Regions from separate parts of the Homo sapiens genome. Here region 2 is linked to region 1. Evidence: chromatin loops called from intact Hi-C (ENCODE). Cell type or tissue: ascending aorta. All regions are shown on one strand. Each heading gives the region's core, and the rest is flanking DNA. Links, peaks and the distances in the headings are about the cores only.

What was found. Hi-C counts contacts between places; a loop is a spot of excess contacts. Peaks named below come from ENCODE experiments on the same cell type or tissue, not always from the same donor. Only the 100,000 strongest peaks of a DNase experiment are listed, where the experiment ranks them.
Region 2: a loop joins it to region 1, with 3 times the contacts of the local background. A loop is called at or near these places in 1 of 110 quality-filtered maps.

What each region holds. Positions count from the first base shown.
Region 1 is chr11:1,538,222-1,552,695 of GRCh38, forward strand. No RefSeq gene overlaps it. Among named protein-coding and RNA genes, the nearest start is that of DUSP8, 27 kb to the right of the region's middle. In ascending aorta, for the core only: a CTCF peak has its summit at 8,551 (motif pointing right); DNase peaks (open chromatin) are centred at 8,691, 9,056 and 10,270; H3K4me3 peaks cover 2,342 bases; H3K27ac peaks cover 2,706 bases; H3K27me3 peaks cover 568 bases.
Region 2 is chr11:1,855,537-1,869,974 of GRCh38, forward strand. The region is part of intron 1 of LSP1 (lymphocyte specific protein 1); the gene reads left to right. It overlaps MIR4298 (microRNA 4298), which reads right to left and starts at 4,000; the gene lies at 3,928-4,000. In ascending aorta, for the core only: no CTCF peak of the experiment used is centred there; DNase peaks (open chromatin) are centred at 7,696 and 8,185; H3K4me3 peaks cover 1,669 bases; H3K27ac peaks cover 3,802 bases.

The sequences.
Region 1 (14,474 bases), core at 6,310-11,309:
TTTTATCCAGCTTCCCAGGTAGGCGAGGTGGCCAACGAGATGTAAGGTGAAATTATTGCATAGCTTCCAGGAAATCCTTTTTGTCCTTCCTGTCTACCCCAGCCCTGTCCCAGTCTCCTGCTTCCTGACCAGAATAGACAAAAAAAATGATGGCTGGAGCTCTTGCAGCCACCTTGGAGCATGAGGAAGTGATGATGGAGAGCAGAAAGGCAGAAAGAACCTGGGTTCCTGCTGAAACTCAGAACCCTCCACGACAATCCTGATTCTCTTACCAAGGTGCTTATGTTATTTGAAAGAAATATGGGTTAAATCATCGTTCTTCCGAATTTCTGCTACTTGAAGGAAAAGACAATGTCTAATTGACACATCCATCGGTGTATCATGGTGCTGGAGGTGAAACAGCCCATCCTTTACTTTGAAAAGAATGTTCTCAGATCATTAGATCCCCAAAATGTTGCCAAATCCCTAAATGTTCATGGGATATATCTCTTGGCAAGCACATGTATATTTTTTCTCTTTTTCTTTTTTTCTTTTTAGACAGAGTCTTGCTCTGTTGCCAGGCTGGAGTACAGTGGCACAATCTCGGCTTACTGCAGCCTCTGCCTCCTGGGCTCCAGGGATCCTCCTGTCTCAGCCTCCCACATAGCTGGGATTACAGGCGTGCACCACCACGCCTGGCTAATTTTTGTATTTTTAGTAGAGACAGAGTTTCATCATGTTGGTCAGGCTGGTCTCGAACTCCTGACCTCATGATCTGCCCACCTCGGCCTCCCAAAGTACTGGGATTACAGGTGTGAGCCACCGCGCCCGGCCACACGTGTATTATTTAGCCTCTAGAGTATCTAGGTCCTCGGCTCCGGGGCCTGTGAACGTGGCATCATTCATACGATGTGATATCCTAAGAGACAATCAAAATCTGTGTGGACGAGGCCGGGCGCGGTGGCTGACGCCTGTGATCCCAGCACTGGGGGAGGCCAAGGCGGGCGGATCTTGAGGTCAGGAGTTTGAGACCAGCCTGACCAACATGGTGAAACCCCGTCTCTACTAAAAATACAAAAATTAGCTGGGCGTGGTGGCAGGCACCTGTGATCCCAGCACTTTGGGAGGCTGAGGCGGGTTGGAGACCAGCCTGGGCAACATGGTAAAGCCCCATCTCTACCAAAAATACAAAAAAAAATTAGCTGGGCGTGGTAGCGTGCACCTGTAATCCCAGCTACTCCGAAGGCTGAGGCAGGAGAATTGCTTGAACCCTGGAGGCAGAGATTGCAGTGAGCCGAGATGGCGCCACTGCACTCCAGCGTGGCGACAAGAGTGAAACTCTGTCTCAAAAAAAAATAAAAAAGTCGATGTGGATGAAATTGTGGCAGAGCGAATTCGAGTTTGCAGGACCCTGAGGCCTGAGTGGGGAGGTATACTGCCAATTTCTCCAAATAACAACACCCTGCTTCTGATGTTCTCTGTTTATTGGGATTGAGGTGGGTGTGGCTGCCTGATCAATAGCTGAATCATAACTGTTGATTGGCTCCAATAAGGACACCACGTCTGGAAGAACAGCTGCAGTTGGAATCATTACATCTTTCAATCCACTGTCAATCACCAACACTCTCTGTCTTCCGCACAGACAACACGTGGGAGTGAGACTGGAATCCTAGAGGGGCCCCTTCTCTGCAACTTTGGGGTCTGGGAGGGTGGCACCCATTTCTGGGCATCTCTGGAGATTAAGGTTTGCTTTTGGTTGACAGTTCTGGCAGGAAGGAAGACCCATAGCGTTTCCCACTCAGCCCTCTCCTCCTTCCATTCACCCATTCATCTGACAAATAGGTAGTGAGTGCCAACTACGTACAAGGACAAGGCACTTGTAAGGTGCCTGGAGAACAGTAGTAGACACAACAGACTAAAGCCTCCCCTTGAGGAGCTGTGGAGTGTCAGTGAAAAAAATAATAAAGCAGGCAGCGCATTCAAAATGACCAGTACCCTGGGGTAAACAGAGCCAGGGAGAGGGTCACGGCACACTCAGTGTCATGGGCTGACGTGTGTCCCCTGGAAAGATAAGAGGCAGTTCTAACCCCTAGTACCAGTAAGGTCTGAAAGGGACCTTATCTGGAAAAAGAGTCACTGCAGACGTCATTTTTTGTTGTTGTTGTTTGTTTGAGATGGAGTTTTGCTCTTGTTGCCCAGGCTGGAGTGCAATGGTGCGATCTCGGCTCACTGCAACCTCTGCCTCCCAGGTTCAATTGATTCTCCTGCCTCAGCCTCCTGAGTAGCTGGGATTACAGGTGTCCACCACCACGCTCGGCTAATTTTTATGTTTTTAGTAGAAACGATGTTTCACCACATTGGCCAGATTGGTCTCGATTATAGGCGTGAGCCCCCATGCCCTGTCCACAGATGTCATTTGTTAAGATGAGGTCCTGGTGGGGTGGGGGCTTCCAATCCTATATGACTGGTGACCTTATAAAAAGGAGGAATTTAGGCTGGGTGCGGTGGCTCACGCCTGTAATCCCAGCACTTTGGGAGGCAGAGGCGGGTGGATCACCTGAGATCAGGAGTTCGAGACCAGCCTGGCCAACATGGTGAAACGCTGTCTCTACTAAAAATACAAAAATTAGCTGGGCCTGGTGGTGGGCGCCTGTAATCCCAGCTACTCGGGAGGCTGAGACAGGAGAATCGCTTGAACCCGAGAGGCAGAGGTTGTAGTGAGCCAGGATCACACCACTGCACTCCAGCCTGAGTGACAGAGAGACTGTCTCAAAAAAAATAAAAAGGGTCGGGGGGAGTTTGGACACAGCCTCACGTAGAGAAGACAGTGTGAAGAGACACAGGAAGGAGAAGGCCATCTACAACACAAACCGAGGAGCGACACCTGGAGCAGACCCTTCCTCACAGCCCTCAGAAGAAACCAGCCCTGGTGATGCTGACAATGTCAGACTTCTGGCCTCCAGGACTGAGAGACAGTCCATTTCTGTGGATTGAAGCCGCCTCGTGACAGCCCCTGCCCTTTCTAATCAGGCTCCTTCCTTCTGCCTGGCTCTAGAGCAGCCCCAGGGGCTGCTGTGCCCACTGGGAGTTCCTGGCCAGAGAAGTGAGGGGCTTGATTTTCCCAATCATGCTTCCATCTAGACTGGGGACCCCTTACAGGCAGGACCTTTGTGGAGATCCTCGGGCAGCTGTCCTCCACTGTGGGGTGGAAAGCTGGGGCTTCCAGGATAAGGGTGACCTCATGGCATGTTTCAGGGGAAAGACCTGATTCCCCAGTCAACCGCTGACTCCAGGATGCAGGCCAAGCCCTGCGGGGTCATTCACGGACTCTGCTCTGACCCTGTCTGTCCTTCTCTCGGGCCCACTCATTGCCTTTCGGGGCCAGCAGGGGACATAGCTGGTGCTCAGCGTCCCCTCTCTGTCCCAGGCTGCGCCGCCGAGAGGCCTTGGCACGGGGTAGGCCTCGTGACACACACATTCTCCTACGCTGCAGAGCCTGGAGAACAATGGCTCCCTCTCACCTCTGAGCTGGTTCTTGTGCTTGGGACAGTCCCCAGTGAGGCTGAGGGTAGCCACAGCTGCCAGCGCCTGCCTGGGCAGCCCCTCCATCCCCAGCACCCCCATGGTTCAGCATTCCCTGTACCTCCTAGACCTGAACAGAGTCTGATTTGGGGATGGTGGCGCAGAAGCCTGCCCTGCCTCCCGGTCCCAAGGTGCCGCCAGCTCTTCCAAGCCTTCAACAAACGCCTCAGATGCCCTCCTGCTGATCGCACTGTGCCTGCTGTCCTGCTCCTGCTCCCTCACTTAATCCCCAGGCAGTGACAATCCAGAGAGGAGGCTGAGGCTCCTGGAGGACCAGAGGCTTGTCCGAGGTCACTCAGCGAGTGGGCGGGCAGCTGGGGTTCCAGAAACATCTGCTCTCAAGCCCGCCATTGTCCCACCATGACCTGCCTACCAAAGGGATGCTCCTCCCTGGGTCTTGAGGAAACAGTCAAGGTGGTCACCCTTGGGAGCAGGCTGGGCAGTGTTCTCCAGGCTTCAGTCATCCCCGCCTCCCCTCCAGAGGCCAGGACAGCCCCTGCATTTGGCTTAGCTCTCCGTGGGGGCCTGGTGCCCCTGGGGTGACCGGAATGCAGGCAGGGCATGAGGATGCTGATAATCAGTGTCACCTGGGATTATGGCTGGGGCCGTCCCATGAGCCAGGTGCAGCCGAAAGCTCCGTGTGCATGACCTGAAGCAGCTGCCAGTGCTCTCTGAGAGGGTGCCCTCTGCCTCCCTATCTCCAGGTGTGGCTAAGTAAACAGGCCACGGCGGCACCACAGGGAGGCAGGCTGGGTGCTCCTGCTCATCTCTGGTGGATGCTGCTACCCACATCCAGGGCTGTCACCTGCCCATTCACGCACGGCCCTCCAGGCCACTTCCTCCCCCAGGACCTGCAGGCGGCTGCAACAACCCCCATCAAAGGTCCCGCTAGCCAGGATTCACTGAGGTCCAGTAGAGGGAGGGCTGCAGCCTCTGCTCCCAGAAAGCTGCCCTGTCCTGGCCAGGAGCAGTGGCTCATGCCTGTAATCCCAGCACTTTGGGAGGCCGAGACAGGTGTATCACCTGAGGTCTGGAGTTCAATACCAGCCTAGCCAACATGGTGAAACCCTGTTTCTACTGAAAATACAAAAATTAGCCAGGCGTAGTGGCACATGCCTGTAGTCCCAGCTACTCGGGAGGCTGAGGCAGGAGAATCACTTGAACCTGGGAGGCAGAGGTTGCAGTGAGCTGAGATGGTGCCACTGCACTCTAGCCTGGGTGACAGAGCAAGACTTTGTCTCATATATATATATACATATATATATATATGTACACATATATATACATATATATGTACACATATATATACATATATATGTACACATATATATACATATATATGTACACATATATATACATATATATATGTACACATATATATACATATATATATGTACACATATATATACATATATATGTACACATATATATACATATATATGTACACATATATACACACTCTCATACACACACATATATATGTATATATATAAAATATGTTTATTATTTTATGCGCACACACGTATGTGTGTGTATATATGTGTGTGTGTGTGTATATATATATATTTATTTGAGACAGGGTATGGCTCTGCTGCCCAGGCTGGAGTGCAACGGTACCATCGCAGCTCACTGCAGCCTCAACCTCCTGGGTACAAACGATCCTCCTGCATTGGACTCTCAAAGCCTTGGGATTACAGGTGTGAGCCACCGTGCCCCATCTCTGAGCATATCTTTCTGGGGCACACAATTCAACTTGTAACAGGTGCAGTTACCGGCCACATGATTCATAGCATATAGGGTGTGCTTTACCTGAGGCTGAGACGGGGCTCATCTCCCCTGGGAATCATTCTTGTAAGGTGCCAGTGATCTGCAAATGCAGATGAGGCCTGAGGCTGGGGCACAGGCCACCTGCCAGCTGGCAAGTGCAGGATGGGCAGAGTCCTTGTCCAGACCTGGGCAGAGAGCGCTCAGGGCAGGCAGCGTCCAGGCTGCCGTGGGTTGCTCCTTGAGGCCCTGACCCCCAGGGTCACCTGCAGGCCATTCCTTGAAGCAAAGAGGTGACTGACCTGGGGAGTTGGGAACCTGCCCTTTGTGTCCCCAATGAGCACCCTTCCTGCCACCCCCACCCGGCCGGGATCCACCACCCTTCCTGGCCGGTGGTGCCAGCCCCTAACAAAACACCCTTTCAGGCAAGGACCTGCAGGTTTGCTCCCCTTGCCCTGGGGACAGAGTCTGACATCCTTGGGAACTGACCGTTCCCTGCCCCCTCCCCAGCTCTAGGAACTACTTCATCCTGTGCACTCGGCAGGGTGCCCGGCCCTAGGTGGGTGTGTGGTCGGTCAGGGGCTCCCGTGGCTGCAGTCATGGGCTCCCCTGCACTGCGGGGCTTCGAATGTGCTGCTACTGTTGGGAAGGAGTTGCTCCTCTCAAAGAACTCCTGCTCATCACACAAGGCCTCTCTCACATGCCCCTTCCTCCAGGCAGCCTTCCTGAGTGGTGGCACCTTTTGTACACACCTGTCACAGAAACCACTGATCTCAGAGTGATGACAGAGGCTTGTTTCCCAGGCACGGGGGCTCCGAGGGGCCATCCCCAGCACCAGAAGGGTTCCACACATGTTAATGGAAAAAATCCACAAAAAGCAGGAACGGGAAAGTAAGTTACTGACATTCCACCCCTCCCCAATTCCCATTTTGCAGACAAGACCCTGAGGCCCCAGAGGGCCCAGTGGGTGCGGCACAGTATGGAACTGGCCCCCACAGAGCTAGCCTGTGCACAGGTTCCCCGTCTCCCTATGGGAAGGAGGAGGCACCAGGCCTGCTCCAGCTCCCTCTCCTGGATTGGGACACTGAGGCCCATTACACAGGTGGGGTACTGGCAGGACAGCTCTGCCCTCCAGGGTCCAGTGGGAGCTGCTGCTGCTCCCACAAGCCACGCAGTGCCTGGAGCCAGACTGGGAGAAGCTGTCCTGGTGGGAGCCTGTGCCCTGGGACACAGAGTGCATGGTGCACATGGCCAAAGCGTGGCCTGGAGGCGTGGAGGGTCAGGAAGCAGTGAAGGAGCAGGGCCTCGGCCTCGTGGGGATGCACCCACACAGTAACTACAGATGGAGGCCAGGAGGCTCAGCCTTCCTCCTGGCTCTGCCTCTAGCCAGCTGGGGTTCACTATTGTCCCCTCCATCCACTGGGTAGGGACCCCTAGATTTCAGGTCCCCAAATGTACATGTCTCATCAACAGATGCAGCAGACTCCGTAGGGAAACTTTGGAAATACAGATTCCTGAGCCCTGCCCCCACAGAGGCTGGCTATGTAGGTCCCTGGGCCCTGCATTTAAAGATCCCCCCAGGCATTGCTGGAGGGCAGGAGGGTGGGAGTCCCCGGACCAGATGGACCCTGACAGCCTGACAGCTTTTACTTATCAAACCCATGCGGGCCCCACCTCCTGGGATGCTGGCTCTGCAAACTCACCTCTGCGGAGCCCGTTCCTAGGACTGGTTGCCAGCAGTGTGGTGAGGGCAGTCTGAAGGGTTCCCGGTGGTGGTCATAGAGCCTGCACACGCCTCCTTCTCCCACCGATACCTGTTATGGGTGGGATTGTGCATCCCACATTCATATGTCGATGTCCTGACCCCAGTACCTCAGAATGTGACCTCATTATTTGGAACTAGGGTCACTGCAGAAGAACCTAGTTAAGATGAGGCCACACTGGAGTAGGGTGGGTGGACGGCCTTGTGAAAGGCTGCAGCGAGGGGCTGAGGCAGATGCTCCCTCCTGGCCCTCCACGGAGCCCACCTGCCTACACCTGGATCTTGGACTCATGGCCTCCAGACCTTGTAGAGACATTTCTTTTCTTTTTCTCTCCCTTCCTTCCTTTCTTTCCTCCCTCCTTCCTTCCTTCCTTCCTTCCTTCCTTCCTTCCTTCCTTCCTTCCTTTCTTTCCTTCTTTCTTCTTTTTTTGTTTTGTTTTGAGACAGAATTTTGCTCTGTCACCCAGGCTGGAGTGCAGTGACGCCATCTCAGCTCACTGCAACCTCCACCTCCCGAGTTCAAGGGATTCTCCGGCCTTAGCCTCTTGAGTAGCTGGGATTACAGGTGCCTGCCACTACACCCGGCTTATTTTTGTAGTTTTAGTAGAGACTGGGGTTTCACCATGTTGGCCAGGCTGGTGTCTTACTCCTGACCTCAGATGATCCGCCTGCCTCAGCCTCCCGAAGTGCTGGGATTCTAGGCATGAGCCACCGCGCAGGGCTGGAGAGACGTTTCTGTTGAAGCCGCCTGGTTTGCGGTGCTTGGCTCCAGCAGCCTCAGGCCACACACAATATCCCAGGGCGGCACCCTCAATGCCAGGCCCTGCTGGGAAGTCAAGGGCCGAGGTGAACATGCCCTCTGCACGGTAGGGGATTCAGAGTGCCGCCCTGCACCTGGGCTGGGGGAGGAGCGCAGAGCACACCGGCAGACCAGGGAGGGGCCCTTCCAGGAATGCGCTTTGTAGACAGCTGGGTAGGGCTGGGGCGGACTAAGGGGCCTGCGGGGTCTGGCGGAACCATCCAGGTGAGGGCGTGGTGGCGGGAGAGCCAAGAACAGCAGCTAGGTGTACTGCTTACCTGAGAAGGGGGGGTGGCCGCGAAGGGGGTTGGAGGCGTTGGGATGGGGGCCTAGTCAGACGCAGGTGGCCGCTGCCATTTGGCATTGCCCGGTCTGGAGGACAGGGAGAAAACCTGGCTGGAGACACAGCTGGTCACTGACTGCCTGAGTCCCTGGGGCCGCGGTGTGGGCGACCTTCCTGCGGGACCCGCAAGCCCAGAGCAGGTGCAGGTTGTGGGTACAGCTGAGGCAGCCGAAGGACCAAGGGGAGGGCCTTAGAAGGAGGGTGGGCTGGGGGCGCGGGGTGGAGACAGGGCTGTGCCTTCCTCCCAGCAGGTGGGTTCCCGACGGGTGGGCGTGCGTGCAGGGCCCCCGGCCCGAGAACCGGCCCCAGCCTCGGCGGGCGCGGGCAGCAGATGGCGCTGCCGGGCTGCGCTCCGCCTCGGGTTCGGGGAGCGCCGGGTGGGGGTGGCGGGCGAGCCCAAGTCGAAGCCCGAGGCGGGAGAAGAGCTCATACTACGTTCCCCGGGCCGGACAGGCGGGCTCCGGAGGGGCGCTCGCCCCGCCCATGCGGGACAGGTGTTTGCCCACCTAGGCCCCGGACCCGGAGCCGCGCTGCCCACGTGCTCGGAGCGGAGCAGCTGCTCCCCGCGCCCGCCCTCCACGCCAGCAGTGCCTGGGGACCCGGACCCGCGAGGGGCGCGCAGGACGCGGGAGCCGAGGAGCAGCGGCGCTTTGCGGATGGAGAGCGCCGCGGAGGGCAGTCTGGGAGTGGGCGCGGCCCCGCCGGGCGTGAGGTCATCGCGAGCAGCTGGCGCACCCCCCGCGCCTGCCTCCCGGTCCTCGGAGCCCCCGGCTGCGCCCCGCGGCGCGCGCAGGTTGGGCAGGTTCTGGGCTCTGGGCGGCGGGGCGTGGAGGAGCCCTGGGGCGGGATTGTGACTGGGCGCTTCCTGCGGGGTTGGCGGCCCGGACGCCGGTGCCACCCGAGCCACCCAGCGATGCTCTGGGCCCCCTACGTCGGGGCTGACCTCACCGCCCATCCTGGCGGACCCCGCCCGCTCTAATGGGACCGCGCCCACCCTACACTGGCCTGCAGCCGCCGTCCTCCCGGCTGCGGGTTCCTTGCCCTCAGGGAGGGCGGGGCCGCCACCAGCTGCCCGGAGAGGTGGGGGGACCCAAACCTCCCCTCGCCCACACCAACCCCGTCCTACTGCCCTCAATCCTGCCCCTCCTGGAGTTTCTTGTTACGGTCCACACAGGCGAAGGGCCCCATCGGCCGCGCCTTGCCAGCCCTAATGCCCTCCGAGAGGCGGAGGCCCCACAGTAGGAACCCGGACTGAAGTCACTCCCTGGCGCTGCTAGGGGCTCAGGGTGGAGGGCTCAAGGGTGTCCGGGAAGGGCCTTCGCCCTTCAGCCTCAAAGCCCCCCCAGTCCTCTGGTTTTCTGTTCCTCTTTTGGGCCCCCAGCTTGTGAGCGCCCGCTGGGTAGGTGGGCAAGAGGTGACCGAGCAGAACCAGGCACCGGGACCGTCCGGTTTGGGTCTGGCTTCCACACTGGCTGCAGTGCGCCCTGCCCCAGGCCGGCAAAGTCTCTGAGCCCCATTCCTGCCGCTGGCCGAAGGATTGGGTTGGGCGAGGAAGATATGGAAACTGCCCCACAAGCCCCCCTCCCACCCCCAGGACGCCGCCCCCACCGGCTAGGCTCTGGGCAGGCCTAGTGTCCACTGATCTCGCCAATCGGCCCTGTGTTCCAGGGCTGTCGGGGGTCTCCTGGGCCAGGGGCTTGACGGAGGGAGTGGGGTGGGGAGGGTGGAGAGGCACCGGAATCTCTTTCTGCTTGGGAGTGGGGGCGGGCGGATATCAGGAGGGGCCACTGCCCCGCAGATGACCCAGAGCCGAAGACCGCGGGCTGTGGCCAGCGCAGGCTCCACGCGCCCCGACCCTCGCGGCAGGGAGGCCCCGCCCACTGTTGGGCAGGTTCTTGACTTCACCCTGCTTCCCCAAACGTTTCCGGGTGCAAACGCCCCTCTGGGCTGGGGTGGGATGAGGGAGGGGAGCCCTAGAATGGAGTTTTGTTTTCCTCCTCTGGCATCAGGTGCTCAAGCCCAAGCTCCTCCCTCCACCCGCCTCTGGCCCTTCCCTGGCTTCTATTTCCAGCTCTCCTTGGCTATTTATAGCTGCGACCGGCCGGCAATTGCGTCAGTCAGGGGCAGGCTTCGGCCGGCGATGCCAACGGTGCCACCAGTCCCCCTACATTCCCCTACCCTTCCTGGGTAGTCACCTGCCCTGCGCTGTCCTGGTCGGAGGCCCCAGGTGTGTGGGGGGCGGGAGTGCGTTCTGCAGGTGCGCTCAGCCATGAGGGCGCATGTGCTGGGGCAGAGTGGGAGGGCACTGGACTTGGTGGGGGGGGGGGGCAGCAGAATTCCTGGCGGGGAAGGGGTAAGCGGCGTCTTCCCCTTTCCTTCCCAGAGCTTCCTCCTGGGAGCTGCCTGGGGACAGGCCACTGTTCCTTGGTTTCATGGGTGGTGTCTGCAAAGACTGGGAGAGATGCCCCTGGACCTAGCACCCGTCCCCCTCCCCCCGCCCACCTTCCAGAATGAAGGCCCTTCACTGAGTTCCTCTCCTCTCACCCCACTACTGAGGCCTCCCTCTCCCCAGCATTCTCACTCAACTCCAGTTCAGCTCCCATACCCCTTCCCTCCCTGAGGCCACCCCCAACCCAGCCCCTCTGGAGGGGGACATTGAAGGGTTCTGAAGCAAGACAAGTCTACCTGCTCAGTTTGGAAGGACTGAAGGGCATCCACCCAGGCACTTGCCTAGTGTTTGGCAAAGGCCTGCCCTGGCATCGCCCTGCTTGGGGGTGGGAGGCACACGCATGTTCCCCTCGCCCCACCAGGATCCCCTCTGAGCTCTGGTCCCCACAGTCAGGGACCACTCGCTTCACAAACAAGCCATCATCACGCCTTCAGGGCCTAGTGTCTTCCACAGAGGCTCCTACCCCAGGAGACCCATTCCCAGGGGCAGGAGTGGGGCCTGGGACTGTGGGCTGCCTTACAGGTCTAGACCCTCACCCCTGGGCCAGAAGGCTGTGCTTTCTCTGGAGGGACTGTGCCGCCGAGCCCCAGCTGCCTGCAGGGATAATTGAGTTTCCCCACGTGCTCCCACCATGGACACAAGGCATTTGTTGTGAAGCTCTGCTGAGAATCAGCCCCTCCTCTCCCACCCTCTGTCCAGGGCCCGCCCTGCCCTGTGCCCTGCGCCCTTCCGGGGAGGTTGGGGCACCCTCTGCTGGTGTCCATTGTATAGGCCCCTCAAAGACTCCATGGCTTCCCCTTAACAGCAAGTCCTCCCTTCATCTTGCCCACAAAGAACCACTCTTCTTAGACACTCCCCCAACCCACCTGCCATTCAGAGCCCCATCGAGATGCACCCTCTTCCCGTCGGGCCTTGCCTTGGCCAGAGGCCTTCAGCTTCTGCCTGGCTCCCCGCAGGGCGCTCCTACCTCTGCCTTTTCTCCCATGCTGTGGACCTTTGCAATGTCCTCCTGCCCCACCTGCCCCCAGCCCCTCCAAACACAACCTGGCCTTCAGAGGCCAAAACTCTCCTCCTGAAAGGCTTCCTGAGAACTGGCCCTCTGCCCTTTCTCCTGCTCAGTCTCTTCAGTTCTGAGCTCCGGAAGGGCCTTGGTAAGTCCATCCACAGGAGTACAGTGGCAGCTGGCAGGGGTGCCACTGAGACCAGCCTCCAGCTTACTTCCAGGGATGGCTCGGCAGGCAGAGGAATGGTGCCTGAGAGACCAGGAACCAAGCCCAGCCCCAACTTGGCCCCTGACCCTCTAAGGGACATTGACCAAGCCTGTTCCTCTCCCTGGGCCTTGGAGAGGGTCTCTCCTGTGATGTCCCACTCCAAGACAGTTAGTATGTGGCTTATTCATTGGACATTCACTGGGTACCTTCTGTATGCAAAGACCAGGTACCCATCTGCAGTCCAATGGAGAATGGAGGTAAGCACAAGCTGGCTTTAATGTAAGACTAACAGAAGTGCAACTAACGCAATGTAACATTATTACCCACCCACCTTCGCTCCCTCCCTCCCTCTCATTTACCCATTCTTCCACCTCCTATCCACCCCATCACTTCTCCACCCGTCCATCCATCTGTCCACCTTCCTTTCCTTCTACTCCCTAGCCACACATCTACTTGCCTATTTATGAATACCCATTTATGTATTCATCCATCCATCCATCCTATTCATTCCTCCACCCATTCATCCATGTACCCACCCACCCCACTCATCCCTCTACCCATTCATCCATCTGCCCATCCATCCATCCACCCACCCACCCCACTCATCCCTCTACCCATTCATCCATTTGCTCATCCATCCATCCATCCACCCACCCATCCACCCCACTCATCCCTCTACCCATTCATCCATCTGCCCACGTATCCATCCATCCACCCACCCACCCCACTCATCCCTCTACCCATTCATCCATCTGCCCATCCATCCATCCATCCATCCACCCACCCCACTCATCCCTCTACCCATTCATCCATCTGCCCATCCATCCATCCACCCACCCACCCCACTCATCCCTCTACCCATTCATCCATTTGCTCATCCATCCATCCATCCACCCACCCATCCACCCCACTCATCCCTCTACCCATTCATCCATCTGCCCATCCATCCATCCATCCACCCACCCACCCCACTCATCCCTCTACCCATTCATCCATCTGCCCATCCATCCATCCATCCATCCACCCACCCATCCACCCCACTCATCCATCTACCCATTCATCCATCTGCCCATCCATCCATCCATCCACCCACCCATCCACCCCACTCATCCCTCTACCCATTCATCCATCTGCCCATCCATCCATCCATCCATCCACCCACCCCATTCATCCCTCTACCCATTCATCCATCTGCCCATCCATCCATCCACCCACCCGCCCACCCCACTCATCCCTCTACCCATTCATTCATCTGCCCATCCATCCATCCATCCACCCACCCACCCCACTCATCCCTCTACCCATTCGTCCATCTGCCCATCCATCCATCCATCCACCCACCCATCCACCCCACTCATCCCTCTACCCATTCATCATCTGCCTATCCATCCATCCAACCACCCACCCCACTCATCCCTCTACCCATTCATCCATTTGCTCATCCATCCATCCACCCACCCACCCCACTCATCCCTCTACCCATTCATCCATCTGCCCATCCATCCATCCACCCACCCACCCCACTCATCCCTCTACCCATTCATCCATCTGCCCATCCATCCATCCATCCACCCACCCATCCACCCCACTCATCCCTCTACCCATTCATCCATCTGCCCATCCATCCATCCATCCACCCACCCCATTCATCCCTCTACCCATTCATCCATCTGCCCATCCATCCATCCGTCCACCCACCTGCCCACCCCACTCATCCCTCTACCCATTCATTCATCTGCCCATCCATCCATCCATCCACCCACCCACCCCACTCATCCCTCTACCCATTCATCCATCTGCCCATCCATCCATCCACCCGCCCACCCCACTCATCCCTCTACCCATTCATCCATTTGCCCATCCATCCATCCATCCATCCATCCACCCCACTCATCCCTCTCCACCCATTCATCCATCTGCCCCTCTATCCATCCATCCACCCATCCCATTTATCCCTCCACCTATTGATCCATCCACCCATCCACCCCACTCATCCCTCTACCCATTCATCCATCTGCCCACCCATCCACCCATTCATTGATCCATCCATCCATCCATCTACCCACCCACCCACCCCACGCATCCCTCTACCCATTCATCCATCTGCCCTTCTACCCACCCATCCATGCACCCATCCATCCATCCACCATTCATCCATCTGCCCATCCATAAATTCACCTATCCATCCATCCATGTCTCCCTCCCTCATCCACCCATCTACCCACCCATCCAAGACCCATCCAGCAACTAAAGCTCTTGTCCTGGGGGGAGACACAGCTGTAGGCAGGGCAACAAGCCTTTAGGGGACTCTACGTAGCAGTTGGAGGCCAGTCCACCAGTGTTCAACTCTTGCTTCACCGCCTACTTTGGGCAGCTCTTGGACCACTAGGAGCCTGATTGAGTTGGTAAATGAGACCCCCTCCTTCCATCTGGAGTCTTACACTGCCCCCAGGGTCCTGAGACCTATGTGCCCCAGATGGGCATCCTAGGAGAGGCCGTCACCCACCTGCTGGAGCTGCAGGTGCTCCTGCGCACAGGGGGTAAGGGAGCACCTCGGTGCTGCTTGAGTCAGCCATCAGCTCTTT
Region 2 (14,438 bases), core at 5,930-10,929, 320 kb after region 1:
TCAGAACCACCCCTCCATGATGTGGTCTCTCAGATGCCCCCAGGACAGGACTGTCCTCTCCCACGAGGCCTCAGGCCAAAGAAGGTCCCCTGACCCTGGGCGGGGTCCAGGCTCCGCTTCGGCTACCAGCCAGGCTGGACTGCGGTTCCTCCACTCGGGGGCACTCCTGTCTCGCCCCGCTGTCCAGCAGACAGTCACTAGCTTGTCCTTGTCCCTTGGGGGCAGGGACGAGGATTTCACAGAGCTGCCTTGTGGCTCTGGGGGGACTCTCTGGTGACGCTGGGGGATGCCTGCCCTCTATAGCCCCCAAGAGCAAGGCTCTCCCCACACTGAGGAACTATCTGGCCTTGGAGGCCTTGAGGCGATGAGGACGGGGCGTCCTGGTCCACAGCTGGGGAGGGTCAGGTTGCCCTCTCAGACCTTGGGTTCGACATATCCAGATGTTGGAGCCCAGCTCTGCAGGGGTGTACCCTCCCTGGGGTCACACTGCATTTTTGGCTGCAGTGCCTGTCCTTGGCCCAGCTGCCCGGGGGTGCCCACCCGCCCAGGCGTGCCCACCCCATGTCCACACCTAGAAGGCAAGTCTGCCTGCCGCCACCCTGTCCCACAGACACCCTGGCTGCCCTCTCAGTCTGCCCCTGTGTAGCCCAGGCCCCCATCAGGATGACCCTACCCCCAGTCTGTTCCCCATGAGCGACCAGGCCGTGTCTCCCACGGAAAGAACCATTCACCAGCTACAGGCAAACTCCATGCCCCTGGGTGGCCATGCCAGGCCCTCCTGGCCTGGTTGAACTCACTTCCCATCCCACCAGCTTTCCCAGCTCTTCCCAGTTTTGGAAGGTGTCAGAGCCCTGGCACATGCCCCTCCTAGCATCACCCAACCGCCCTGCTCCTCTGCAGACCTTCAAAGGCCTGCCCAGCCCGCGGTGGGAGGCCGCTGCCCAGGGCTCTGGCAGCACCTGCCATGGACAGGGCCAGTCCTGGAGCCCCGCCTGGCCCATCGGAGCCTCCCTCGCTTCTCTGTGTGCTGAGCTGAGTTGGGAAGGGCAGGGATGACCTGAGGGGCTGCTCTGGCAGGGTTCCTTCTGGCCATCTGTCCCTGGAGACCCTCAGAGCTCCAGATTCTGAAGGAGGAAGGGGCTGGAGGCCCCCGGCAGCCCCCTGGAAGTCTTCATCTGAGCAGCAGGAGCCCATGGGATGGAACCCCCCAGGCAGCCAGGCCCTTGGGCAGCCCTCCCGCCCACCTGCCCTCCGAGCCAAGGCCAGGCACCACCTGGAGGATGTGCAATGCTCCACGCTGGGGCAGGTGGCCCTGAGAGCCCCCAGCGGTGCCCACGACTGCTCAGGAAAGAGGGCAGAGCTGGGGACAGTTGGGGAAGCCACCTCAGCCCCAGCCCTAGCCCCACAGGGGCTGCTGAGGGAGGTTAGGATTGAGGGCTAAGCCCTGGGGCTCCCTCCCTACACCTTCCTGTGGTCAAGACCTGATGTCTGGACCCAGGATCCCTGGGGAGGTCCCCTTCCTCCTGCCCTGGGTAAGGGGTCTGAGGCATCTGGAAGTTTCCCAGGGAAGCAGAAGGATGTCTTCTTCCTCGTGGGCTGGCAGGCGCTGCTGTCCACCGACACCCAGCTGGGCTGGTCGCACAAGTGGGAGCATCACAGGCCCCACCCCCGCTGATTCTGGAAGCCAGAATCCTTTCTTCCTGCGCCCCCTTCCTGGTTCCCTCGTGTCTCCTAAAACAATCCTGGAGCCACACAAGGGCAGTGCCAGGAGGGTCTGGGGTCCAGCTGGGACAGGCCCTGGCCGGTGACACCCTGGGGTGGCAGGATGGTGGGCCTCTGCTCCGCTACCCTACGGGCCAGCCTGTCTCCACCTCAGTTCCCTGAGAACGTGCCAGAGGGATGGGTGAGCCCTAGAGAAGAGGAGGGTGTTGGCAGTGGAAAGGGCCCAGTGGTCTCCCGCTCTGAGTCCTCAGCCTGGTGAGGGGTGGGGGCGTGAGCTCTGCCTTGCAGTCCCAGCCCCTGAGATCCCACTGCTGGGGCGGCGGGAGGGGGATGGGCTGCAAGGCCCCAGGGCTGGCCTTGCTTCGGCTGCTATAGGCCCTCGGAGTGCTTTCTGGATGAGTAAGCCGCACCCCTCTGAAGCCTCAGTTTCCCCATCTGCACACTCAGAATGTAGCCACTCAGACCAAGCGTTCACTCCATGCCAGTCTTTGCCAAGCTATTTATTTATTTATTTGAGACAGAGTCTCGCTCTGTTGCCCAGACTGTAGTGCAGTGACACAATCTCGGCTCACTGGAACCTCCGCCCTCCAGGTTCAAGAGATTCTCCCACCTCAGCCTCCTGAGTAGCTGGGATTACAGGCACCTGCCACTGCCCCCGGCTAATTTTTGTATTTTTAGTAGAGAAGAGGCTTTCACCATGTTGGCCAGGCTGGTCTTGAACTCCTGACCTCAGGTGATCCACCCGCCCCAGCCTCCCAAAGTCCTGGGATTACAAGCATGAACCACCGCGCCCTGCCTTTGCCAAGCTTTTTAAACCAAGGCTCTTGTTTCATCCCCCGGAGCTGTGAGGCAGGTCCCTGGAGCCTCCCATTTCACAGACGGAAACCGAGGCTCACAGGGGCCAAGTGCATTGTCCAAGGGCTGCTCCCTGCCTGGGGAGGGGCCTGAGTCCTTGCCCCTGTGGGGTTCGGGTGCTGAGGGCCCACAAGACCTGCGGGCACCAGGAGGGAGCTGGGCTGGGCTGCCCTTCCCGGGGTCTCTCTGACCCCACACCACACACCAGCCACTCTGGACTCAAAGGCTCCCAAGAGCACCAGAGCACTGCTCATGGCCCAAGCTCAGCAAGCACTTAAAGGGACCGTCCCGAAAAGCGGAACTGGGACCGGGCGCTGCAGGACCAGCAAGGTCCTCCACTTCCCTCCAGCCCAGCCCCGCCCAAATCCCAGCCCTCAGCATCTTTTTGGGGGCCACTAAAGACCTTCTGGGAGATGGCAGCCCAGGACCATAAGGCAATCGAAGAGGGCTTTCCACATGCGCTGAGGCAGACAGAACCAGGCCCTGGCTGTGGACGAGGCTGTATTGATACTTAGAAGAGAGGGAAGCGAGCGGGCTGGAGAGGCTCGGCCAGGGGGCAGCCCAGCAGGGCCCCTTCCCCAGGGTTAGACTCTCTACAGCCGGCCCAGCCCCCATCCCCTCCCCAACATCTAGGGACCTGAAAAGAGGTTGGAGGGGCTGCATGGGGGTGGGGTTGATAGGAGATTAGGGGATTGAGAAAGCCAGGCCTCCTAGCCGTGTCCCACCCAGCACGGCCCCACCAGTGCCAGACACAGGCAGACAAGGGAGGAGGGAGATGCTGAGCAGGGGTGGCAGGAGGAAAGCCCCTGGCCCTTTCTTGGGGCCAGGCAAGTCCTATCCTAACTCCATCTGCTAACTGCCTCCAAGCTGCTTGTGGGTTGTCGGGGAAGGGAGTTTGTGGCAGGGAGGGCCTCTGAGTCCCCTGTATCCCCCGGCAGGAGGAGGCAGGCACATGGGCCCCTGACCTCAGTGCTTGGAGCAGGGCCGCTCTGGTGGGGCATTTGTAGGTCACAGCATGAAGGGTTCCAGCATACTTCCTGGGTTCCCAGTTTCCCTGGGAGCAGTGGTATAGACGCAGGGGCCTCTACACACACCACACGCTCAGGGAGAGTGGCTGAGGTGTCCAGGATACTCTGTCCACTGGGGCAGGGGGTGGCTTCTAAGCCCAGTACCCTTCCCAGAGTCCCCAGTCTCCAGCTGCTCATGGGCTGCAGATGAGGATTCAAGGTTATGCAGGGGTCACTCTCCTGCTCCATCCCTGGCAGGTGGGACCTCACCTACTGCTTCTTTCTGCTCCAGAGAAGAGCACGTCCCCCTCATCTCAAAAGTGCCTGTGCTCCTCCTTCCTGAGTGGAACCTACACTTTTGACAGTTTGGTTTCTGAGGCAAGGCTGCCTCCTCCTCCTGTCCCAGGTACCTCCCCTCAGAAAAGCAATGGGACTTGGGATAGAAGGATCTAGCCAATTCGTTCCAGATGAATCTAGAAATAATCCTTTAGCCTTTCTCTTAGACCCAGTCCCAACCAAAATCTGAGCTTCATCACCACCACCCAGCACCCACCATTCACCACCCAGCCTCCAGCCCCCAGCCCCCAGCCCCCAGCCCCCAGCACCCATGACCCACCACCCTGCCCCCTACCCGTGGCTCTGGCCCATTCTCCTGCTGTCAGCAGTGCCTGCTTGAACAGAGGGCCACACTGAACAGATGCATGCTGCAAGCATTTGGAGGCTGCCTCCTCTTTAAATCACAGACATTTATCCACCAGGGATCACTCGGGAGCCAATGAGGCCACCACCCTGACCTCCCCTGTCCCCATGGGCTCTCTCAGTGCTCAAAGCACCTTTCACTGGGATGCTGCTCTGTGAACATACATTCGCAGGTATGTGTCGGGGATGATGAGAATGTGTCAATATGAAGACAGATCCCTGCCCCTGTAGCCCCTGCTTAGGCTCTATTGAGGTGTTCAGCCTCCTGGGCCATGGTGGTCTGCTTTATCCTTGGGCCATGAGCTTATGAACCATGTCTTAGTTGCATAAGAAAGGAAAAATAAAGATTAGAAAAGAATCAATTATGGAGAACAGTATGAATGAATGGAAAGATGAATGAAGAATGATAGGAAGTAGGAACAAATGGATGGATGGATGGATGGATAATTGAATGATGGATGGATGGATAATTGAATGATGGATGGATGGGTGGATGGATGGAGGGATGAGTGGATGGATAGGTGCATGGATCGATGGACAGGTGGGTGAATGGATGGGCAGATGGATGGGGTGGATGAATGAATGGGTTGGATGGACTCATGTATAAATAGAGTATAACTCATGCATAAATAGAAAGAATTATTTAGTAATTGATGAATGGATGAACAAATGAGCAGATGAACAAAAAATAGATGGATGGACAGAAGAACATCTGTATGTATATATGGATGTTTGGATGAAAGAACGAATGGATGGGTGGATAGATAAATGCAGATGTGATATTTAGAATATTTAACAAAGCATGTGGTACAAATATGAATCTACTGGAATGGGTGCTGATTATATATATTCCTATATTGAACTGTGTTGTACCTGTGCATATTGGCTGATCATCAGCCCAACAGCTAAATGAGCAAATGTACCAAAACAAAAGATGAGTGGATTTATGGATGAATGGATGATGGATGAATGGGTGTATAAATGGGTAAATGAATGTATTGATGGAAGGACACATGAGATGGAATTATGTATGGGTGGATGATTGGATGGCTGGAATATGGACATATAAATGATTGGAAAGATTAATAGAAGGATGTCAGGAGAAGTAGACATATGGATGGATATGGATAATAGATGAATAGATGGATACGTGGGTGGATATAACAAGAGATGAGTAGAAAGATAGATAGATAATGAATCAATAGACAATTGAATCCGTGCTGAGTAAACTATTAGAAAGACGGATGTGTGAGTAGACACTACTAAATCAGGAATTTTGCACTCTCTTCCAGGAACACTTCCTCCCATTTCTCTCATCTCTTTTCAAATAAGAAAAGAATTACTTCTTTCCATGAGGCTTTCATATATAAAGACCCAAGGAAAGAATTACTTATTTCCATGAGGCTATCATACGTAAAATATCAATCCCCTCCAGAACTCCATATGCCTTTACCCTGATTTATATTTTCTGTCATATTTTCCATCATCTGACCTTTATTTATTTATGTGTTTGTTCCCACACTTGAAACATGATCATCATAAGAGCAGGGACTTTGTTAATGCTGAATCCCCAGCACCTTCAAAGTGTCTGAATTCAGTACAGATTTATTGAATAAATATATGGAAGGATGGAGAGACAGATGGATAGACAGATGGATGAATGAATGGATGGATGGATAGATGGGTGGATGGATGGATGGGTGGATGGATAGATGCATGGATGAATGGATGGATAGATGGATAATGGATAGATAAATAGATGAATGGTTGGATGGATGGATGAATGGATGGGTAAATGGATGGATGGATAGGTGAATAGATGGATAAGTGAATGGATGGATGGATGGATAGATGGGTGGATGGGTGGATGGGTGGGTGGATGGATGGATGGATGGATGGATGGATGGATGGATGGATGGATTGGTGGATGAGTGGATGAGTGGATGGGTGGATGGATGGATGGGTGGATGGATAGATGGATGGATGAATAGATGGATGGGTGAATGGATGGATGGATGGATGGATTGATGAGTGGATGGATGGATGGGTGGATGGATAGATGGATGAATAGATGGATGGGTGAACGGATGGATGGATGGATGGATGGATGGATTGATGAGTGGATGGATGGGTGGATGGATAGATGGATGGATGAATAGATGGATGGGTGAATGGATGGGTGGATGGATGGATGAGTGGATGGATGGATGGATGAATGGATGGATGAATGGATGGATGAGTGGATGGGTGGATGGACGGATGCATGGATGAGTGGATAAATGGATGGATGAATAGATGGGTGGGTGGATGGGTAAAATGGATGGATGAACTGATGGATGAATGGAGAGATGGACAGAGAGATGGATGGATGAGTAGATGGATGGATGAGTGGGTGAATGGATGAGCGCACACATAACAGTGGAGTTGACATCAAATACTCTCCCATATTGTCCCTCACAGGACATGCTCTAGTTGTAAAACCATGAATCTTGGCCGCTACATGTAAATATCTGTTCTTGTCACTTCCCATCCATCAGCATTTCTGACAGATGATCATTCTCTAGTGACAGGGAAGTCCTGCCATTCCAAGGTAGCTCTTTTCCCTGTGGGAATATTCTTCCTTCTTTTGAACTAAAATATGCCTTGGCCACATTTCATTCCTGGCTGTCTGTGGCTGGGACTCCTCCAGAAGTTAAAACAGGAGGCAAGGAGGAAATAGGCAGGTTGAGGTGCAAATGAAGCACATGCTCACTGCCCCCCACCCCAGGTAATCTCACCTTACCTGGGTGATCTGTCCTCCCTGAGTGATCTCAGTTTCTCTGTGTGATCTTCCCTACCCCTGGTAATCTCACCTCCCCTGAGTGATTTAGCTTTCCCTGGGTGATCTCACCTCCCCTGGGTGACCTCACCTCCCCTGGGTGACCTTACCTCCCCTAGGTAATCTCGCCTCCCCTGGGTGATCTCACCTCCCCTGGGTGATCTCACCTCCCCCAGGTAATCTTGCCTCCTCTGGGTGACCTCCCCTCCCCTGGGTGAGCTCACTAAACATTTGTCCAACCTGAGGTCCAGCCCTGGCTACCATCCCTCCTGCTTACTCCAGAATCCTGTGGTCTCTGCAGCTTTGTGGATGCTGGGGATGTGGGGCCAACACCATGGTCTCTAGTGGACATTCCCTGCTTCCTCCTGGGTTGTGCCGGGGGAGGGGAGATGCTGTGGGCTCCTCTCTCCAGGACTGGCCCTGGGACCCAGTCTGGTGTGTATGTAGGGAGTGGGGACGGACTTCCTGACTCCCGCAGTCTCCATGGGGTAGCCCACCACCTGAGTCACCACAGCCCGGTCTATGGTCCCATGTGGAATTTTCCGACTGTTGCCGCCACCCCCGGCGTGCTGCCCTCCGCGGTGATTCACCCGCTTGCCCGTCTGCTCACAGCCTCACCCTTGCTTCCCTCAGTGTTCCCAAGGTGCTGCGCAACCCCAACTCCCTGGCCTGGCCAGGGTCATGATAGCTGGGGAGGCAAGAGGTGGCTGTTCTCCTTGAATGTAGGGACAGAGGGTGGCATGGGCAGATGAGTGCCCGTGCACAGATGGTGGCCCAGGACTAATTGGGTGGCCAGCGGCCGGCAGATCTGGCTCTGGTTCTGGCTGTGCCAGGCCCTCACTCTGTGACCTTGGATGCCAGTGCTGCTGGCTGGACCTTGGTTTCTCCATCCTGGACATGGGTACATGGTGGTTCTGAGTGCCAGCGAGCTGGGCAAACCGCCGGATGTGAGACTGCCGTCGCGGAGCTGACCCTCGGTGAGCCCTGAACATGCGTCCCATCCCACCCCTCGTCCGTCCGGCCACTAGCCCCGAGTGTTCTCCAGTGAGTCACAGCAGCCAAGCCCAACCAGAGGAACAGAGGGCTGGGCTGCTCCTCCCTGGGCCAGGGCCAGAGGACGCGGGCAAGGGGGGCCTGGCTGGCGAGGGCACCAGGCCCACTTTGTGCCCACTGGCCACCTCTTGGGACCATGCTGTGCCAATACCAAACCGAAGATGCTGCGTTGGTGGCGTCTCTGCCTCTTGGGTCAACTCTGCAGTCTGGCTGGGGGGTTGGGCCCACCAGGAAAGGCAGCAGCCTCCCCATTTGGGGAACAGAGAGGGTTCTTGGGGTGCCAAGCCTTCTCTGGAGGTGACAACAAGAGCAGAGGCCGGGAATGAACAAAGGGAAAGTGGAGAACCAGGAGCGGGGGAGAGGGGAGGAGGGGAGAGGAAGGGAGGGGAGGGGAAGGGAGGGAGGAGGGAAGGAGGGAGGGAGACAGAGATAGGGACAGAGACACCAGAGGGAAAGGAGAGAGGAGAGAGGGGCTGAGTGCGAGACGGGGAAGGAGGGGACGGGACAAAGAGGAACCAGCGAAGGGTCCAGGCCTGCGATGATGGTGAGGGAGGTGGCAGGTTGACGAGGGGCTGGACAAGAACGGCCGACGAAGGAGAAGAACAGAGGAGGGCCCGGGCAGGGCCTGGCAGAGGGCATGAGGCACTCCGAGGTGGGAGGCGGCGATGGGCAGAATAGGCCCCTGTGCCTGGGGCAGGGGCACCACAGAGGGCTAGGGGAGACCGAGAAGCGGGCAGCGGCTACCAAGGTGGCCTGAGGGCAGAGGCGGAGGGAGGAAGGGAAAGAGGAAGGGAGGGAGGGAGGGAAGGAGGCAGCCACGCTGCCCATCAGCGCGCCACAGAGGTCTGGCTGAGCCCCACGCTGCTGGGCTGGGAGAGTTTTCGCTCTGACATTTTTACTCTTCTCGGAAGGAGGAGGAGGTGGAGGTGGAAGAGATGGAGGCGGGAGGAGAAGGGGGCTGGGGGAAACAAAAGAGAAGCAGCTGCTGAGAGTCCTGAAGTAGGAGAGGGGAAAGGGAGACCCACAGTCAGGGAGACCCACAGGGATGGGGACACAGGGACCAGGCTGCCTGCAGGGAGCCGGCCTGCAGACCCTCGTGCCAGGAGCCGAAGGGAGGGACCAGGCTGCCCACAGACCCCTGTGCCAGGTGCCAGAGGGAGGGACCAGGCTGCCCAAGGGAGCCGGCCCACAGACTCCTGTGCCAGGGGCCAGAGGGGCCAAGACAGGCAGGCAGAGGGTCACAGGGACAAGGAGAACACCAGACAGAGAGAAGGGACAGGGGAGGGGTGACAGCCAGCGAGAGACCGAGGGCCAGGGCAGAGCGCCAAGGAAGTGCAGGAGTGAGAGGGGCCAGGAGAGGCAGGAAAGCCAAGGAGAGCTGGGCACAGGGGGGCAGGGGTGCGGGAGGAGGGCAGCAGAGAGGAGGGCCAGCAGGACAGGAGCCTTTGAGATGCTGCTCTATCCCCGGGGCTGGGGTCAGGCCAGGTCGCCGCCTGAGCAGAGGCTGCAGCCTGGGCAGTCCCGGGCTTCTGAGGAGGAACTCTAGCAGACAGGGCCTGGATACCTCTTGAGGTAGGTCCCTCCTGCCCTGGCTGGGCATGGAGGGCAGGGCAGGGTGCCCATGCTGGGCTGCCACATGCACCGGGCCACTGGGCCTCCCCCCAGCTTCGGTAGGCTCTGCTGCCCCAAGCGTGGGCAGCGAGAGGGTGCCAGGCTGGTTGCGTGTACATGTGTGAGTGCGGAGGCTGCTTGAGGCCTCTCTTCCTCCTGGCTCCTGGCAGCTGCCCATGCATTCTCCTTCCCCATCCCACCTGCACTGCCGGCTGCGCTGTCGCCTGCTCACACCGTCCCACCCGCACCGCCGGCTGCACTGTCACCCGCTCACACCGTCCCACCTGCACCGCCGGCTGCACTGTCACCCATTCACACCATCCCACCTGCACCACCGACTGCACTGTCACCCGCTCACGCCGTCCCACCTGCACCGCCGGCTGCACTGTCACCTGCTCACACCTCTCCCCGAGCCCCAGGGATTCTGCTTGACTCTGAGCCCCCAAAATGAAGGGCCCATCCTCTGGGTGGCTTCTGGGGCCTCCCGTGGGGTCCTTCGGATCCTGGGCACCCTTCAGTCACCCTCACTTCACAGATCATGAAACTGAACTTTGGGCTGAGCTTACCGGCCCTGGCTGCAGCCACCAACCCTGAGTGGGAGGCTCCTCAGGGCCAGGGAAGGTGCCCGGGCCTTGTCCACCTGCAGGTGTTGGGCCAGTGTGGTGCCCTCTCCCAGCCTGTTTCTTCCTCTGTAAAGTAGTGGTGTGGCCCTTCATGGGGTCAGGTGGGAGAGCAGAGTTTGGAGGGCCCAAGGCTCCTCAAGACCCAGCCTGGGCAGTCTCAGAGATATCCCTCTGCACCGTCAGCCACTCTGAGCCGCCTGTAGTGCCCTTTCTCCTCCTCAACCCTTCCAGGCTTTTAAGCCAAACTGAAACACCACCTCCTGCTTGAAGGCTGCCTTGCTTCTTCCTAACCTGGAGGGCTGTCCTGCTCTGACTTCCTTTGATGGCATGGAGCATGCTGGCCGGACCTCGAGCTACTGGAAGGCAGGGCTGGCATCGGTCGGCTTGCCACTGCCCACCCAGGCCAGGCACTCAGTGCTGAGACTCTGAGAGGCCAGAGAGCCAGGGATGCCCATGGGGGTGAGCTAAGTGGGGTCTGAGGAGTTGAGGGCAGCCCGGCTCACCCCTCCTCCCCAGCTCCCACTTGTTGGGTCCGTGCAGATGCAGAGAGATGGCTCCGATCTGGTCCCCACCTGGCAGGGTCTCCGGCTGTCACCTGAGTTCAGGACCAGCACCAGGATCTGCAGTGGGCCCCTGGCTGGGCACACCTCATCCCAGCCTCCCCCTACCCCTGGCCCCCCATAAGCCTCCTCCTCCTGGGCTTCCAGGCTCTGCTGGTCAGACCTCCCTCCCTGCCCAACGGGAATGTGTTTTCCCAGGGGACGCTGCTGTCCACCAGGAGCTCTGTGGCCTGGGATTTGAGGAGTGCCTGGGGTCAATCCCCCAGGCTCACCAGTGCTACTTAACAAATGGGCCCAAGAGAAGGAAGTGCAGCCCCCGGAGGAGGGGCAGAGCCCCTGCCTGGCTGTGCGGTGGCTCACCCCCTTGTCACCAGGGGCTCGGCCATGAGCATCCGTCCAGCGGGCCCAGCACCAACTGCAGCCCCAGGTGAGCAAGCCGCACTCAGGAGGCACTGAAACCGTGTGGGCCCAGGCTCGGGGCCAGTCCCTGTGGACCTGGGGAGGAGACACTGAAGCCGCGTGGGCCCAGGCTCAGGGCCAGTCCCTGTGGACCTGGGGAGGAGGCACTGAAGCCGCGTGGGCTCAGGCTCGGGGCCAGTCCCTGTGGACCTGGGGAGGAGACAGTGAGGAGGGGACCTCACTTGCGGTGGTCAGCCAGTGGGTTGGTGGCATAAGGACCCGTCCCTTTGAACTCCCTTGGAACTTGTCCTGATGGGGGCTGGGCAGAGGGCAGCAAGAGTCCCTTGTCCAGCTAAGGGGAGCCACCAAGGTGAGCTACATGAAGCAAGGCTGACACGTGTGCACTAATACACACCCCCTCCAGGACACAGACCCAGAGGCCGCTGCACCCCACCCACCCACCACACCCACACACACACATGCACACACACACGACCACCCGGGACAGTACTGCGCTCACCACCACTGCCATGATCTCTTCTCTGCAGCCTCCAACAGCTCGGACTTCCCCAGTCCCAGCCCTGCAGGCCAGGCAGACTGCCCCCTACCCACTCCCTGTTGGATAAAGGAGTGAGCCAGGCTCAGAGAAGCTGTGGGTGAAGAGACTTCAAGGCCACTCAGCCGGGCATGATGAGCCCGGGTCCCTGGGTCCCTCCTCCACCCGCATCACCCCACCCCTTTCCCGGGGACCCCTTGGGTGTCCTGCCATGTCAGGTGCAGGGCTGGGAGAGGCATTGCAGGCAAAGTGCTGTGTCCTCAGTGATGAACCCTGAAGGGCCATGCTAGGTGCCCGCAGCTGCCAGGGAATAAATTCAATGCAGTTTACATCCATTAAAAATGGTGCTCTGGGCCAGTGGGAAAACGTGTCCCCCCTGCCCCGTCGCCCCCCACCCCTGCCCCAGCGATTCTCCTTGTCTACACCCAGTGCAAGCCCAGGGGCTCTGCATGTAGTCCCATAACACCATTTTCTCCAGGTCTGGCTGTACCCAGCCCCTGCCAGAATGCGGCTTCTGGCTGGCAGGGTCAGGCCCTGGGCTGACCTACCCCCAATGCCTCCCTGCCAAGTCTGCCCTTCCAGGCACCTGGGAGTCTGCCCTGTGCCTCCTGCCTGCCCCTGGGCAACTCGGGGCTCTCCCAGGGCCAGCTCGGGCAAGGCAAGTGTTAGGGATGGTCAGGGGACCTCAAGAGGACTTCAGCCCACTCAACTCCAGACGTCACCCGGACTCAGCCAGCGGCCTGGCCCTGCTACCTGTGGGGTCCTGGCTTTGTGAGAGGGCACCAGGCCGGCTGAGAGTGCCTTGTAGCCTGGCCCGGAGTGAAGAGGGGGGCTGGGGATCAGCCTGGCAGACGTTCTTATCAAGCATTGAGGTCCCCGGAGCCCCGTGCCCACCCTTAGCCATGGCTCTTTGGGCGGTGTGAGCCCCTCCATTCCCTCCATCTCGGGCACACATCTGCCCACACATATACAGATGTGGCAGCCACACCGTGCTTGGCTCTCCGCAGGGCTCTAAGGCCCCTCAGGCAGGGACCCACCCTGAGCAGCCTGGTCCAGGGACCTCTGGGGCTCCTGATGTGGCCAGTGGGGCAGGAATGGGCTGGCAGCCTGCTGGGCTGGCCCTGAGGGGGCTGGGGGAAGCCAGGCCTCCAACCACAGTGTCCAAAAGGGTGTGGCTGCCTTGGGCCCATCCAGGCCTGAGATCCTGAGGGTGGGGTAGCCCCCGCCCTGGCAGGGCTGGAAGTCGGTCTTCGGACAGAGCCCGTCCTGCCCAGAAGCCCAGGCGAGCCAGCAGCAGGGGTGCAGGGACCGAGTGGCCCAGCCCCCTGGGCAGGGTGTCAGGGCCAGAGCCCAGAGGACGGCGGTTCAGGCTTCAGTCCCAGCCGGCGAACCAGAGCTGGGCAGAGCGGCCAGCAAGCGGCAGCCAGGGTGCCCTGGGCACTCGACCCCCAGATGCCCCTGCTGGAACCGTAAAGGGGAGGCACCCTGAGGCCAGAGGGAGCATGGCCCCGGGGACTGAGCATCCGGCTCAGAGCGGCTTGGCAGAGGTCGGTGGACTGGGGTTAACCACAGAGGTCTCTGGAGGGCAGACAGGAGCCACTGCAAGTGGGAGCTTGTGGGAGAGAAGCCCTTGGGTGACCCCTGGATGGGGCGGGGACCATTAGGGAGAAGGGTGAGGGGCTTGGCCCCTGCCCCAGGCTCCAAGTGGGCTGAGACCCGGGAGGCTTGAGGGTCGGCTGCTACCCATGACGGGTTGGGGAGGTATTGGTGCGAGCTGAGGTGGTGCTTGCGGAGGTGAGATTGAGGGCCGGGCCTGGCCAGGGATGCTGGGAGGGGGGCAACCCTGTGCCTGGGGCTGTGAGGGTCTCTTGACGAGAACAAACCCTACCTGGGGAGAAGTGACAGAGAAAAGAAAGAAAGAAAGCGAAGGCACGAGAAAGAAATGAGAGAAAGGGAGGGAAAAATGCTGAGAGGGAGGGAGAGCAGGGGCTGCCTTGAAGGAGGAGGGAGGGGGAGCAGAAGCGGGTGCAGGGTGGTGGCAGGATGGGAAGGGCAGAGGGAGGGGCTGAGGTGCGAATGGAAGCTGTGTGAGGGTCCCGGGCACTGCCCCTTGCCGCCGACCCCAGGTGTGGGAGGAGGGGTCTCTCCCACGTGGGCCGCACCTAGCAGGTGCCGGGGCAGAAGGCTCAGAGCCGCTGTCTCACACAGCTTCTTGGTGCTCCAAAGACGGGCGGTAGGAGGAAGATCAAAGAAGCGAGAAATGGATGCTGGAGGAACGCAGTGAGGCCAGGCGAGGGCTGGCGAGCTTGCCAAGGAGAGGGCGGGCGAGGAAAATGGGGCGCCCCACAGAGGAGGGGGCGTGGGGGGGGCTGGTTTTCCCCGAGACTGAGAAATGAATTTCTGCACCCGGACTGGGACCCCCTGGGTCAGGACCCTCCACTCACATTCAGGAGCAGCACCTCTTCTGGCCTCTGTCCCTGCCTGGTCTTCCCCACACCCGGTTCTTGGGGGTTGAGGGGTTGGAGCCCCAGCCAC